2 separate regions of the Mus musculus genome follow, and region 1 is linked to region 2. The links are chromatin contacts, found by Hi-C in ENCODE. All regions are on one chromosome and are shown on one strand. Each heading gives the region's core, a stretch centred on a gene start or an enhancer-like site at or near the end of the contact. The rest is flanking DNA. Distances are from core to core; before and after follow the strand shown. Region 1 holds the start of Lrpprc (leucine-rich PPR-motif containing). Region 2 holds the start of H2-T22 (histocompatibility 2, T region locus 22).

The links. A loop is a pair of places that touch in the nucleus more often than their neighbours do.
Region 1: a map of T-helper 2 cell shows a loop between it and region 2 (19-fold over the local background). The contact joins the promoter of Lrpprc here to the promoter of H2-T22 in region 2. A Hi-C loop is called at or near these places in 3 of 37 maps with a recorded cell type or tissue (T-helper 1 cell, T-helper 17 cell and T-helper 2 cell).

What each region holds. Positions count from the first base shown.
Region 1 is chr17:84,788,453-84,795,085 of GRCm38, reverse strand. It overlaps Lrpprc (leucine-rich PPR-motif containing), which reads left to right and starts at 4,300. Exons shown (of 38, transcript NM_028233.2): 1 at 4,300-4,721. The coding sequence starts at 4,573.
Region 2 is chr17:36,040,655-36,047,094 of GRCm38, reverse strand. It overlaps H2-T22 (histocompatibility 2, T region locus 22), which reads left to right and starts at 4,353. Exons shown (of 9, transcript NM_010397.5): 1 at 4,353-4,753; 2 at 4,967-5,227; 3 at 5,410-5,646; 4 at 6,342-6,440. The coding sequence starts at 4,669. It overlaps Gm6034 (predicted gene 6034), which reads right to left and starts at 4,134. Exons shown (of 3, transcript NM_001034909.3): 1 at 3,878-4,134. The coding sequence starts at 3,965.

The DNA of each region.
Region 1 (6,633 bases), core at 3,051-5,550, about 49 Mb before region 2:
TGTTTTTGTCTTTAATTCTTTTTTAAAAAGGGGATTACAGCTAAGATGTGAATCTCCCTTCTCTCATCTCTGGGGTAGATGGCCAGCAGCCCACCAGGGAAGGGAGCAGAGTCGATGAACAGGGTCTCAGAGGGCCTGTGAGTACGAACAGAAGTGACCACACATTCGGAGATCAGCTTCGGAGAGACAGATCAACTTTATTTGAGATGAATCAAAGGCTGTATAATTATCAGGATGGGGGAAGGGATGTCCAGAGTGGGCAAAGCTCATTGGCTGAAGGCTAAAGTGCTGAGACGCCTCATTAGCATCCCAGGAATCTCAGATGGGTTCTTACCTGGAGGAAGTAAGTTGAACTTGCGATCTAACCAAGACTATGCGACATTCTGCAGGAAGAGGATGTGGGGTCTGGGATCTCCCAAGTTGAGAAGAAGAAGCCTTGCTGACCAAGGGAGTCCACCATGTTGCACTGAGCTCGGGGCTTTCCAGTAATGTCAGACTTCAACCTTTTTTAGCATCAGAGCTCAATAACAGCAAGACCTGAGATTCAGCGGTGACGTTGAGAACTCGGGCTGGATTGTGTGCATCTTACATTCTGAGATGGCCACGATCCTTCAGGTTCAAGGGTGGAACACTTGTTTACATACGGAATATCCCTTACTCGTTCAGGTGTTGAACACCTTGCCCCAGCTGGTGCTGTTATTTTGGGAGATGGTAGAAACTTCAGGAGACAGGGCTTAGAGCAGTGGCTCTCAGCCTGGGGGTTGAGACCTCTTCAGGATTGCGTGACCCTTTCACAGGAGTCGCATAGCAGATATCCCACACATCAAATTCTTACATTAAGATTCATAACAGTAGAAAAGTTACAGAATGAAGTAGCAACTAAATAATTGTATGATTGGGGGTTGCCACACCAAGAGGAACTGTGTTAAAGCATCGTAGTATTAGGAAAGCTGAGAACCACTGGCTTACAGGGAGAAAGTAGGTCATTAAGTCATTGCCTTTGAAAGTTATACCTGGTCACCAATCTCCTTCTCTTGTCTCCACTTCCTGTCCCACATGAAGCAAAGAACCCCCTTGTAATGGCTTGTCCCAGGGAGTGGCACTATTAGGAAGTGTGGCTGTTGTGCCCTGAGTTCACGGGAAACCCAGACGAGCCCAAGAATTGCAAAGTCCACTGCATCTTGAAAAAGAGTCTTTCATTTTCAAGTTCAAACTCAGTTTGCCCACCTAGCACTCACTTCATGTATGTTGGCAAGCAACCCTGAGTCTAGAAAACATTGGGCTTATATACAGTATAGTTAGGAACAGTGTGGCCGGGCGTGCACCACCACACCCAGCTTCAAGGACTAATTTTATGGCCAGTCGTAACTGTCTGTGACCTGACCTCTGTTTACCTTTTTTCCCATGGTCTCCCTTGAGCTTGTTATTTCTCTAAGGTCTCAAGGACAGGCACCTGGAGTTTGGCTGCTTATCAGAGGAGTGTTGCGCGCCATTCTAACACTAGGGGAGTGGGAGGGAGGATGGGAGCCTCTGGCGGGGAACGCAGAGGCAAACTGTTTGTACAACACTGAAGTCTCTCTAGTATCAGTAATTCGGGGGTTACAACATGGCCTTGTTGGAGTAGGTGTGGGCTTAAGACCCTCATCCTAGCTGCCTGGAAATCAGTTTTCCACTAGCAGCCTTCAGTCTTCAGATGAAGATGTAGAACTCTCAGCTTTGCCTGCAGTATGCCGCCTGAATCCTGCCATGCTCCCACCTTGATGATAATGGACTGAACCTCTGAACCTGTAAGCCAGCCCCAAATATATGTTTTCCTTTATAAGACTTGCCTTGGTCATGGTGTCTCTTCACCATGCAGTAAAACCCTCACTAAGACTCTTCACATTCCCGCCTGCCACTATGATGTTCTGCTCAAATGAGGCAGGCAAAGGAAACATCGACCAAGACCTCTGAAAATGTGAACAAAAATAGACCTCTCCTCCTTGGAAGCTGTTCACTGGGCCACTGTGTCACAGTTACAAGTAGCTAACACAGGCTGGTGTGGCGATGGGGTGTCGGCTGGCAGGTTACTTTGCTGGTTGTTGTGGTAGAATACCTGAAAGGAACAGTGAAAGGGAGGAAGGAGCTGTTTCAGCTCATGCTTTGAGAAGGAATAGAATCATGGAGGGAGGCCTGGCTGCATCACATTGCATCTCTAGCTGGAAGAGAGAGATGAGCTACTGGGGCTGCACTTGCTTTGTCTTTTTATCCACTCTGGGACTCCAGCCCATGGAACGCGCGCGCGCACACACACACACACACACACACACACACACACACACACCACACTCATAACACACACACACACCCTACACTCATAACACACACACCCCACATACATACCCCACACATAAACCCCACACTCACACACACATACCACACACAAACCTCACACTCACATACACACACCACACTCATAACACACACACACACATGCACTCAAACACACACACACACCACACTCATAACACACACACCCCACATACATACCCCACACATAAACCCCACACTCACACACACATACCACACACAAACCTCACACTCACATACACACACCACACTCATAACACACACACACCCACACACACACACATTCACAGACATACTCAGGGTGGGTTTCTCACCTAAAACCCTAACACCAAGGAGGCTTCCCAAAAGCCCGTCCCCAAGGCGACTGATTCTGAGTTCCATCATGCTGACAATTAAGAGCACACTTCACAACCGAGGAGTAGAGTTTTAGGAGTAAACCCTTAGAAAGTCCATCATCATAATTACTTCCACCAACCTCGTTTCACATTTGCATCCAGAGCCCTAGCCTTCCTTGGGTGTGGCAAATGCCTGGACTCTCTGCATTCTGCTGGTAGGTTCGTTTCCCAGCAACCACCACAGCAGCTTGTATCTGTCTCTAACTGCACTCCCAGGACATCTGAAGCCCTCTCCTGACCTTCAAGGGCACCAGGCACACTTGTGGTTACACACATACATGCAGGCAAAACACTCATACACATAATAAAATAAATATATTTTTTTAAAAAAGCAAATGATTTTGCGTCACACCTACACTCAGTGGGACCCAGTGGTGTCATTCACATTCAGGGTGGGTCTTGCCACTTCAACTAATCCAATGTAAAAACTCCCTCACTGGCTTAAAGTCTGGTTTCCAAGGTGATAGTAAATCCTATCAAGATTAATCACCACAGACCGTAACCTACCTTAATCTTTTATTTATATCACAATTCTTATGTTTCTTTAGATGTACGGAATTTTGTCTAAATTGAGATCCCCCCCCCCATGTTGTATTCCCAGCATTCCAAATAGTGCCTGACACAAAATATGTGCTCAATAAATAGTACTAATGCTGAATGAGAGAATGAATTATATTCTATCATAGTGCTCTATAGTAACTCAGAGTAACTTCATCTTGCAGGGCGGTATTAGCTTCTCCAAAAGAAAGCTAAGCCAAGTTAACTCTGAACGTATATCCATTCAATAAATGCTCAAAGCACGAAGTGTCTTCAACTGATCACGAGCTTCCGCCATAAAAGAGGCTGCATTCTCATTCTGGGCACTCTGAAGTTTGTTGGCTAGCAGAAGAAACAGCCACATGGGAAAACTTGCAGAGGGAGAATTTGACTGTTCACTTGGTAGCAGTCAAGGAATAACTAAGTAGAGTGGAAACCTGTTCCCGGGTTCACACGAGTGCACAGGGAACCCTTTCAGTATGCGAGCTCTGTGAGGGCAAGAACTTGTTTTCCTAGCTCCAGACCTATCCTCAGACAATTGCACCACTCACTACCTTAGTTGCTTAGTGCATTAACTGGAAGGAGCGGGGCACTGAGAAAAAGAAACTTCAACCTTGACATTTAAAATTATACGACCTTTATTAGAATCCATTGATTTCATGAAGCGAGGCACTTAGGATGAGTTCTGTATATTTATCTACCCCATCCCCAGTCACACAAATAGCATGTAGCTAACCTGGAGGTCCACAGCCTCCCAGTTCTCTTCGTCAAGCTTTTCTCTGGCCGCCGTTTCTGAGAGCTACGGCAGGAACTACGTCACTGAGCAGCTAGGGCAGCGGCTCGGTAGCAACCGAGGCGCAAGGCTGGAACGTCGTAGGCACCCCGGGATCTGCACGGTCGGCCCTTCCCAGCAACCCTCGGTGTCGCTCCTAGTTGGCCCCCCACAAGCCCTTGCGCGCGCATGGGCGGAGCCGACCTCTAGTGGGCTCTACCAACTTCAAAGTGGAGGGGTGTTGTCGCCAGGCTCGCTGAGAGCCGGGGCGCTGGACAAGGGAACAGGGACACTGTGAACGGAAGACAAAAAACAATGTATAGTAAAACAGAAGGCGGATCCAGGGTATCCCGCGAACTCGGCTTGCCTCTCCCGTGAGCCTTGGCGGGGATCTGCCTCCTCCTCCGCTGGACGCCCTCGGTCCTTAGTTTGTCCCACTAGGGGCGACCGGGTCGTCACGTGCTCCTCCAGGTCCTCTGCAGGAGCGTGCATCCTATCCTGCCTTGGGTACGCTGAGCCATGGCAGCCCTGCTGAGACCCGCGCGTTGGCTGCTCGGGGCCGCGGCGGCCCCGCGCCTCCCGCTGTCCCTGCGCCTCCCTGCGGGCGTCCCGGGCCGGCTGTCCTCCGTCGTCCGGGTCGCGGCTGTTGGTAGCCGGCCGGCTGCAGGGTGAGTACCGGACCCTTCCTCCTGACTGGCTGCGGTGGACGGGCTGGTGTCCTGCTCGTTTGCTCCAATTCCGTGGTCCCGGCTTCTCAGGCATGAGGCCACCCCCTCCCCCATGCTTTGCCAGTGGTTTGGGGTGACAAGGTTGAGAGTCTTGAGAAGGTCATGGTCGAGGGCATGGCTGGCTTCCGGCTTGCTGCTTGAGGTCTCTGCCTGCTCTAGCTTTGGAAAGGCCCGTGAAGCTCAATGGCTTTGGGGGAGTGGATGGGGCTGAGGTGGGGACAGGCGTTGTGCCTTTCCTTAGGAGTACCCTTCCTGGGTGCTCTCGCACGCTGGTGACCAGTAACCTGCTAGTCTGTAGTCTTACGAGGCTTTGGTTTTTCATTTTCTTTTTCTTGGGATTGGGGTTTGAAGTTCTAGTGATCTAGGGATAGTTTAGAACTTGACATTTGATCATGGCCAGTTCGGGTTTTTGCTTGCGTTGTGCTGAGTGGAATTTTCCTTCAGTATTTACACAGATGTCATGGGTTGGAGATTGTCACACTAGAATGGATTAAAGGACGCGTGCAAGGTGCTCTGTTGGGATCTATGTACCTACTGCAAAAACAAGTTAAGTTCCTAGTTAGTGTCATGTATTTTTGTGAGTATATGCCTTTCTGGATTGAGGTTATAGGGAAACAAGTATGTTCACTTAAAGAACATAGATATTCTTGACAACTGATAAAGGAAGGTTGGGTGCTTAGGTTTTAGTACCGGAAAGAAATTGACAGTTGTACACCCCACACTAGAACTTTGGGGTCTAGCAAACAGACTTAGGAAGTATGATCTGGAGTGGGGAGCCATGGACTGAGGGTGCTTTGGCTTATTTGCATTAGGCTATTGGACAAATCACTCAGCAGCCCAGGCCTTAAGTTTCTTTAGGTACACAGGTGGACACCGTATAAGGTTAGGACTATTTCATGAGATACAGGGCTTGATGTATATTATAATAACACTGTAATAGAAGTAACTGTCTTCACGGGCCAGCCCGGCACGGCGTATAACTAGATAGATGAAGGAAATGCTTCATGATGTCTGAACAACTTGGTTGTCTTTGGAGAGATGCTTATTTGTAAGTTAGGGTCTTGCCTCTATTTTTGTGGTAGGCTTGAACAGTGAAATCATGCCCTAACTTTCATGTCTTCTGAGACAGCAGTGCTGGTTCCTTTAGCTTTCCTCTAGTGACTAGAATCTAGTCCTTCACCCGAGGCCCCTCGGGGCCAGGGCTAGTGCTGCTACAGTGCAGGCATTGATGTTTGCTGTTGGGTTTGGCAGAAACTGAACACATTTTAGTGACACATCTGTGTGTTCATCAGACCCGGGTTCCACTTCCTCGCTGCATACTCGGATGGACCTTTGACCAAGCTCCCCTGGTTCTGACTTGTCTGTAAGGGAGGGCATTGGGTGTCTTTGTAAAGCTTGTTCAGTCATTCAGCATCCGGGTGTCTCTTCAGAAGCTGTCTCTCCCACGATCCGAAAAACTGGCTGCATGGGGTCAGCCAGCATGGTGGCTCATCAAGAAAAGGTACTTTCTCTGCAAGCCTGGTGACCTTTGTTTGATTGCAGGACCCACATGGAAGGAGAGAACGGCTCCCACAACTTGTCTGTGACCTCCACAGTATCCATGCACATACAAAAGATAAATGGAAGAAAAGCTGTAAGCAGTAACATGACTATGCCGGGGTGACCCACGCACGTGTTTCCCCACACGCGTGTTTCCCCGTAGAGAGGAAACTGCTCAAGCATAGTACGTGGTCTTGTTAACGCGTGTTAGGTCATGGCAGCCAGTGAAGTAGTATTTGTTCTCTTTCTCTGGACTTTGAACACTTTCCGGCCAGTCTCCTATCCCACAGCTTCTAAGCCTGTGTGGAAAACA
Region 2 (6,440 bases), core at 3,104-5,603:
TTTGTGAAACCAAGGGCTCTTGGTTATGAGGATTCCCACACAGTTGGTTCTCAGCATCAGTTATTGATTTGTTTATGTATGTATTTATTTATTTAATGTAAAATTATCTACTTATTTAATATGTATGGTTTTCTCGGCCCAATGTGTGTCTGTGCACAACCTTCCTGCCTGGAGTCTGGGGAGGGAGTAGGATCCCCTGGAACTGGAGTTACAGGCAGTTGTGAGCTGTCCTGTAGGTGCTGGGAATTGAACCCCAGTCCTCTAGAAGAGCAACCAGTGATTTTAACCACTGAGCCATCTCTCCAGCCCCTGCAATATCAGTTCTTTTTTTTTCTGTTTTGTTTGTTGTTTTTTGTTTTTTTCCAGACAGGGTTTCTCTGTATAGCCCTGGCTGTCCTGGAACTTAGTCTGTAGACCAGGCTGGCCTTAAACTCACAAATCCTCCTGCCTCTGCCTCCCAAGTGCTGGGATTAAAGGCGTGCACCGCCACTGCCCGGCTATCATCAGTTCTTTTTTTTTTTTTTGGTTTTTCCAGACATCGTTTCTCTGTTGAAGCCTTGGCTGTCCTGGAACTCACTCTGTAGACCAGGCTGGCCTTGTGGCCTCGAACTCATAAATCTGCCTGCCTCTGCCTCCCACGTTCTGGGATCAAAGGCATGTGCCACCACTGCCCGGCTCTACCATCAGTTTTTTTTTTTTTTTTTTTTTTTTTTGGTTTTTCGAGACAGGGTTTCTCTGTATAGCCTTGGCTGTCCTGGAACTCACTCTGTAGACCAGGCTGGCCTTGTGGCCTCAAACTCAGAAATCCACCTGCCTCTGCCTCCCAAGTGCTGGGATTAAAGGCGTGCGCCACCACCGCCCGGCTCTACCATCAGTTCTTAACACACATAATGACAAGGGTATCATCAACCTTGCTGTGAATTTTGCTCTGCCCTCAGTAAACCTACAGTCATGTTCTCAGGCAATCACATGAGCTTTGGTGAACCATCAATATTCTAAACGAATTTTGCACACTATAACATGGCTTTATATAAAAAATGCTTTGTTTAAACATCAATATTTTACTACAAATTCATTATAAAATATACATTGTCATTAAATAAACTTTGATTTAAAAAATAGAATTGCCTGTCATTATATGCTATATTTCACAAATGAAGACAGATTTGTATAAAGGCAAAAATAATACTTTAAATGTCAAATGTCAGTTTAAAAATAACACGTGAGGATAGAAGTAAGTGTGCTGCTGGTCTAATGGGAATTCCTGAGCTTTCTTTAGTCTGAGCTTGGAAATGTGAATGTCAAATCTCTGGAATGTGACTCAGCAAGAATTGTATCAATCATACACATTTACAGCTCCTATGAAGTAACACAAGAGTGTGTAACTATCCCGAGCAGGGCAGTTTTGCAAATTTTGTGTGATGCTTGCCAAAACAATAAAAAATAAACGGGTTAAATTTTAAAAAGAACTTTATTTTAAAGATCTTTCAAGAAATTCTGACCGGTGTCTTCCTTTGTTTTCCCAAGTTTTCGTATTATTTGATTAAAGATAAAATAGAGAAGAATTTGATTAAAGATAAAATAGAGAAGATAGAGCAAACGTTCTTCTGACTTACAGGATGTTGGGTAACACTGGATTTTGGTGTAGGTTTTAACAGAGACAGCTATTTATTTCCTCGCAGAGGTAAAATTAATTCCTCCTGTGGAGAGGGGGTGTTCAGGACCTGCTCACTCTACTCCTGAAGGAGGGAGGCTGGTGGGTGAGCTGTGGTCTGGGATTGCATACTGAGCATACCGTACAGATTTCATTCTCTCTCTGTCACTATCCTGTTCTTTCTCCTTCCTCCTCCTTCCTCCTCCTCCTCTTCTTCATCTTCTTCTCCTCCTTCCTCCTCCTTCCTCCTCCTCCTCTTCTTCTTCATCTTCTCCTCCCTCCTCCTCCTCCTCTTCTTCCTCTCTCTCTCTCTCTCTCTCTCTCTCTCTCTCTCTCTCTAAAGACTGGCTCCAGAGAAGTCAGCTGCTCTGTCAAGAAAAATCTCAAGAGAGACCTAGGGCACAGAGGACTCCTGGGGACAACCAGCAGGAACCTGAGTCCTTTCCAGCTGCCATAAGAGGAAGCCATATCTCATGTGACCCCAGCTCTAGTAAAGCCTTGAGAAAACACAGCAAGAAGAAAAACACAACTATGACCTGGGAGAGCTCCTGAGCCAGGCTCACCAAACTCTTGATGTCCCACACTGTGAGAAGTATCAGTGGTTGGAGTCTCCAGATACTGTACTTGGCTTTTTGCTACATAGTAGCAATAACTGAGAAATGCAAATCTCCCACAATCATCCCGTGGAGTTCTAGGACTCTGAAATCCAGAGCTTTCAAAGATGGGGAATTATCCTAACTAGCCTTTCAACCTGCCCTAAGATATCATAAGGGAGTATTCTTGTCACCTTATTTTAAGAATTAAAATTCTCACAGCTAAATAGGGTGTTAACCCCTAACTGGGATTCCTATTATCCTAACAAAGGGGACTCTAGACATTGTTTTCTCTCAGCATCCATTATCTATTACAGCAGTGATTCTGAACCTGTGGGTCCAGCAACCCTTCCACAATGGTCACCAAACTTAGTTGGAAATCATGGATATTTACATGATTCACAACATCAGCAACATTACAGCTATAATGTAGCAACAAAAAATAACATTATGGTTGGGCTCACCACAATGTGAGGAACTTTGTTAAAGGGTCTCAGCTTCAGGAAGGTTGAGAACCTCTGCCAGAGTCCTGGCTCTTCTCAGTATCTCTAACCCCCACCCCCTACCCTTTGAACCTCTCCAGACCCTAAGCTTCACCCCTTTCCATCCCTCATCTTCTCAACTTTCAGCCCAGCTGCCAGCCAACAGCTCCCTTGGCTAGATGCTCTTGGCCACTTTGTTTCTTCTCCCTGTCCTGGTTCTCTCTCTCTCTCTCTCTCTCTCTCTCTCTCTCTCTCTCTCTCTCTCTCTCTCTCTCTCTCTCTCTCTCTCCCTCTCTCTCTCTCTCTCTCTCTCTCTCCTCCGACTGCCTTCCCCCATCTCCCTCTCATGGCCAGGTCTATTCTGCTGGCTGTGTTCAGTCTGAGCTCTTCCTTTTCCTTCACCACGACTAGAACTGTGAAATGGCTGTACCATTTTCATTCACTACCACCCTCACTCTAGCTCAATTAGATTTTCATGACCCCTGACAACCATTTCCCACACAAAGAAGAATGAGGCAGTGCTGGGCTCCTTCTCCCCAGCCCTCCCCCAATAACCACCCTGACTATTAACCTTCACAAGGTCAGTCCATCAAATGCTAGTTCAGTGAAGGGACTCTGCAAAAGTCATTAGGGCTCCGAACCAGCTGACTTTACTCTGAGGGACTGTCCTGATCAGGGCAAATATTAAAAGGACTGCGTTCTGTGCCCAGACCCACAGTGTGATGACTCTACACAGGAGATTTCCTCCAATGGCCTTCATAAAGCCACCCAAAGAACCCAAAGTCCATGGAGAGTAACCAACATTCCTGCTCTGCTCCATCCAGCAAGGACAGGGGACCTTGCCCAGAAACTGAGAAATGGAATCCTGCCACATGTTCCCTGTGAGCTTTGAGAACTCTGCTTCAGAGATGAGTCCCAACCTTGTGCAAAACTCCATAATGCGAGCTAGTCAACTTGGCAGGTTCATTGAGAAAATATAACTCACTGGTCCTTGGCAGTGCATGTCTTTAATGCCAGCACTCGGGGGTGAGAAACAGGTGGATCTCCTGAGTTTGAGGCAAGCCTGGCCTAAAAAGGAAAGTCCTGAAGGGAGACAGACAGACAGACAGACAGACAGACAGACAGACAGACAGGAGAAGGGATCTCACCTAGGTCTCCAGTGAATTCTACCAAAAAGCTGGCTATTGCCAACATGGGCCCTGGGATGTTTCCTTCTGGAGGAGTCCTGTGTCCCATGAGAGGGCCTGAGATCAGTGTGCAGTCTCCCCTGGATTCCACAGACAGCCTCTGAACAGGTCTCGGGAAGACGGAGTGAAGGAACAGCTCTTTCAGCGCTTTCTGGGCACTTTGGGAGTCTGTGCAAATCCCTGGCAGGCAAGGACTCTCAGGACCTCAAGAGGAAAGTAGCTGGGAGAGTCCCTAATTGGCTTAGTTTCACTTTCGAATCCCCAACTTCTCTTGAGTTTTTCTGCCTAGATATTGATGACTTGGCACTAGTTCTCACTTTCTGTAGGGCAATTTCTCCTAATTATTTGATTGGCTAATAACGACGACAAGAAGCCAATCGCTGGGCTAAGATGAAAAGGCAAGAAAGGAAGTCATGACGTGGGAGAAAGGAACGCCTTTTACCGCCCTGCTCTCTCTGCGACCCTCCTCTCCCCAGGCAGGGTTGAGAGCAAGAAGGTGCAGGATGTAGGCCTGCAGAATTGTCAGACCCAGTGGCGGCTTTTGCCACTGGAAGAATTTCCAACATAAAACAGAGGATCAGTTTGGGACAATCGATTCTGCGACCAGAGGTAGTGTCATTTGGTTACTTTTAAAATTCAGATTTTCTGGTGTTTTCCAATCACTCGCGACTGTAATTTGAAGTTGGGTTCTGAGATAATACAATCGCTGTCGCTCTAGTTTATAAAGCTGTCCAAGATCTGCCCAGTCCCAGATGTCCTGGGTCCTCAGGGCCGCTGTGGTCTGCGCCCTTCTCCTGCAGCTGGATGCCAGACCATCCTGGACTCGGATCCCTTTGGGTGAGTGAGACCGGGGAGGGAAACTGTCTCTACTGGGAAGGCTAGGGATAGCACCACCCAGTCTCTGCACCACCCAGCAAGATCCTCCAGCCCCCCTTTTTCAGCTGTCCCGAGCTTGGCGCCCTGCTCCCTTCCCGGCCCGCACTCCCGCTCGAGATCGAGATGGGGATCGAGGAGGAGGAGGTCGGGGTCTCATCGCGCTCCTCCTCCCAGGTTCACACTCGCTTAGGTATTTCTACACCGCTGTGTCCCGGCCTGGCCTTGGGGAGCCCTGGTTCATAATCGTCGGCTATGTGGACGACATGCAGGTCCTGCGCTTCAGCAGCAAGGAGGAGACTCCGAGGATGGCACCCTGGCTGGAGCAGGAGGAAGCAGATAACTGGGAGCAGCAGACTCGTATAGTCACAATTCAAGGACAGCTGTCTGAAAGGAATCTGATGACCCTGGTTCATTTTTACAACAAGAGCATGGACGGTGAGTGATCCGAACCCATCCCAAGGATGTACCAGGGTTGTCCATATTCACTAGACCAGAGTTTCACCCAACACATGCCCAGTTCCTCAAAAACCAAGAGTCTGCAGGGATTTACTTGGAGTTGGTCTGTGTTCTACTCGTGTTGCTGCGACAGGACTGACCACCAACTATGTCCTTCCTAGACTCTCACACACTACAGTGGCTGCAAGGCTGCGATGTGGAGCCAGATCGGCACCTGTGTCTCTGGTACAACCAGCTCGCCTATGATAGCGAGGATCTCCCCACCCTGAACGAAAACCCAAGTTCCTGTACAGTGGGAAACAGCACTGTACCTCACATCTCTCAGGACCTGAAGAGCCACTGCTCAGATCTGCTGCAGAAATACCTGGAAAAAGGGAAGGAGAGGCTGCTGCGTTCAGGTGCCCAGGGGAGCCAAACCATGTCTGTTTCCTTTAGGCTACTTGCTGGGAGTTTGGAGAGCTGGAGGTGCTGGGTGGGAAGAGAGGACTTGGAGTACAGCTCACAGTTGAGCACTCCCCAGCAAGCACAACTTCTGGTTTAGATCCTTAGCATTCGCAAAAGAGGAGAGGGAGGCAGGTGAATGGGAAGGACTTTTCTCACTCCTCCCCAAGTCCAGAGAGGCAAGAGGCTCTTGTGTTCCAGATCTGTGACAAAACAATGACTTCTTCACAGGACAACCCCTCTCTTACTAGCAAGAAATTCATTTTGGAGACCAATCTTTTAGTAACTGATCAACAAATTCTTGACTTGAGCAATGATCCTAGGCCAATTGGGAGCTATTTCTCAGAACTTGTTCTGTGCCCCAGACTTCAGTGTCTCTGGAGTCAGACTCCAGCTTTTCTCAGTCTCTTGGCCCTCACCCAGCTGAGGACCAGAAGCCCTTCCCATGAGTCTGCAGAGACCTGGAGCCTCCTGTCCATGTTGTCCTGCTCACATCCTAAGGCATCCCTAAGAGCAGATCCTCCCAGGAGCAGGTGCTCTAGCTGGTGTCTAGATGATGGACACCATAATCCCACCCCAGGATGGTCACATGAACACTGCTGAGTCCCCAGAAGAAAGCACGATGCCTCATCCTTTCAACTCTCTCCCTCAGACCCTCCAAAGGCACATGTGACCCGTCACCCCAGACCTGAAGGTGATGTCACCCTGAGGTGTTGGGCCCTGGGCTTCTACCCTGCTGACATCACCCTGA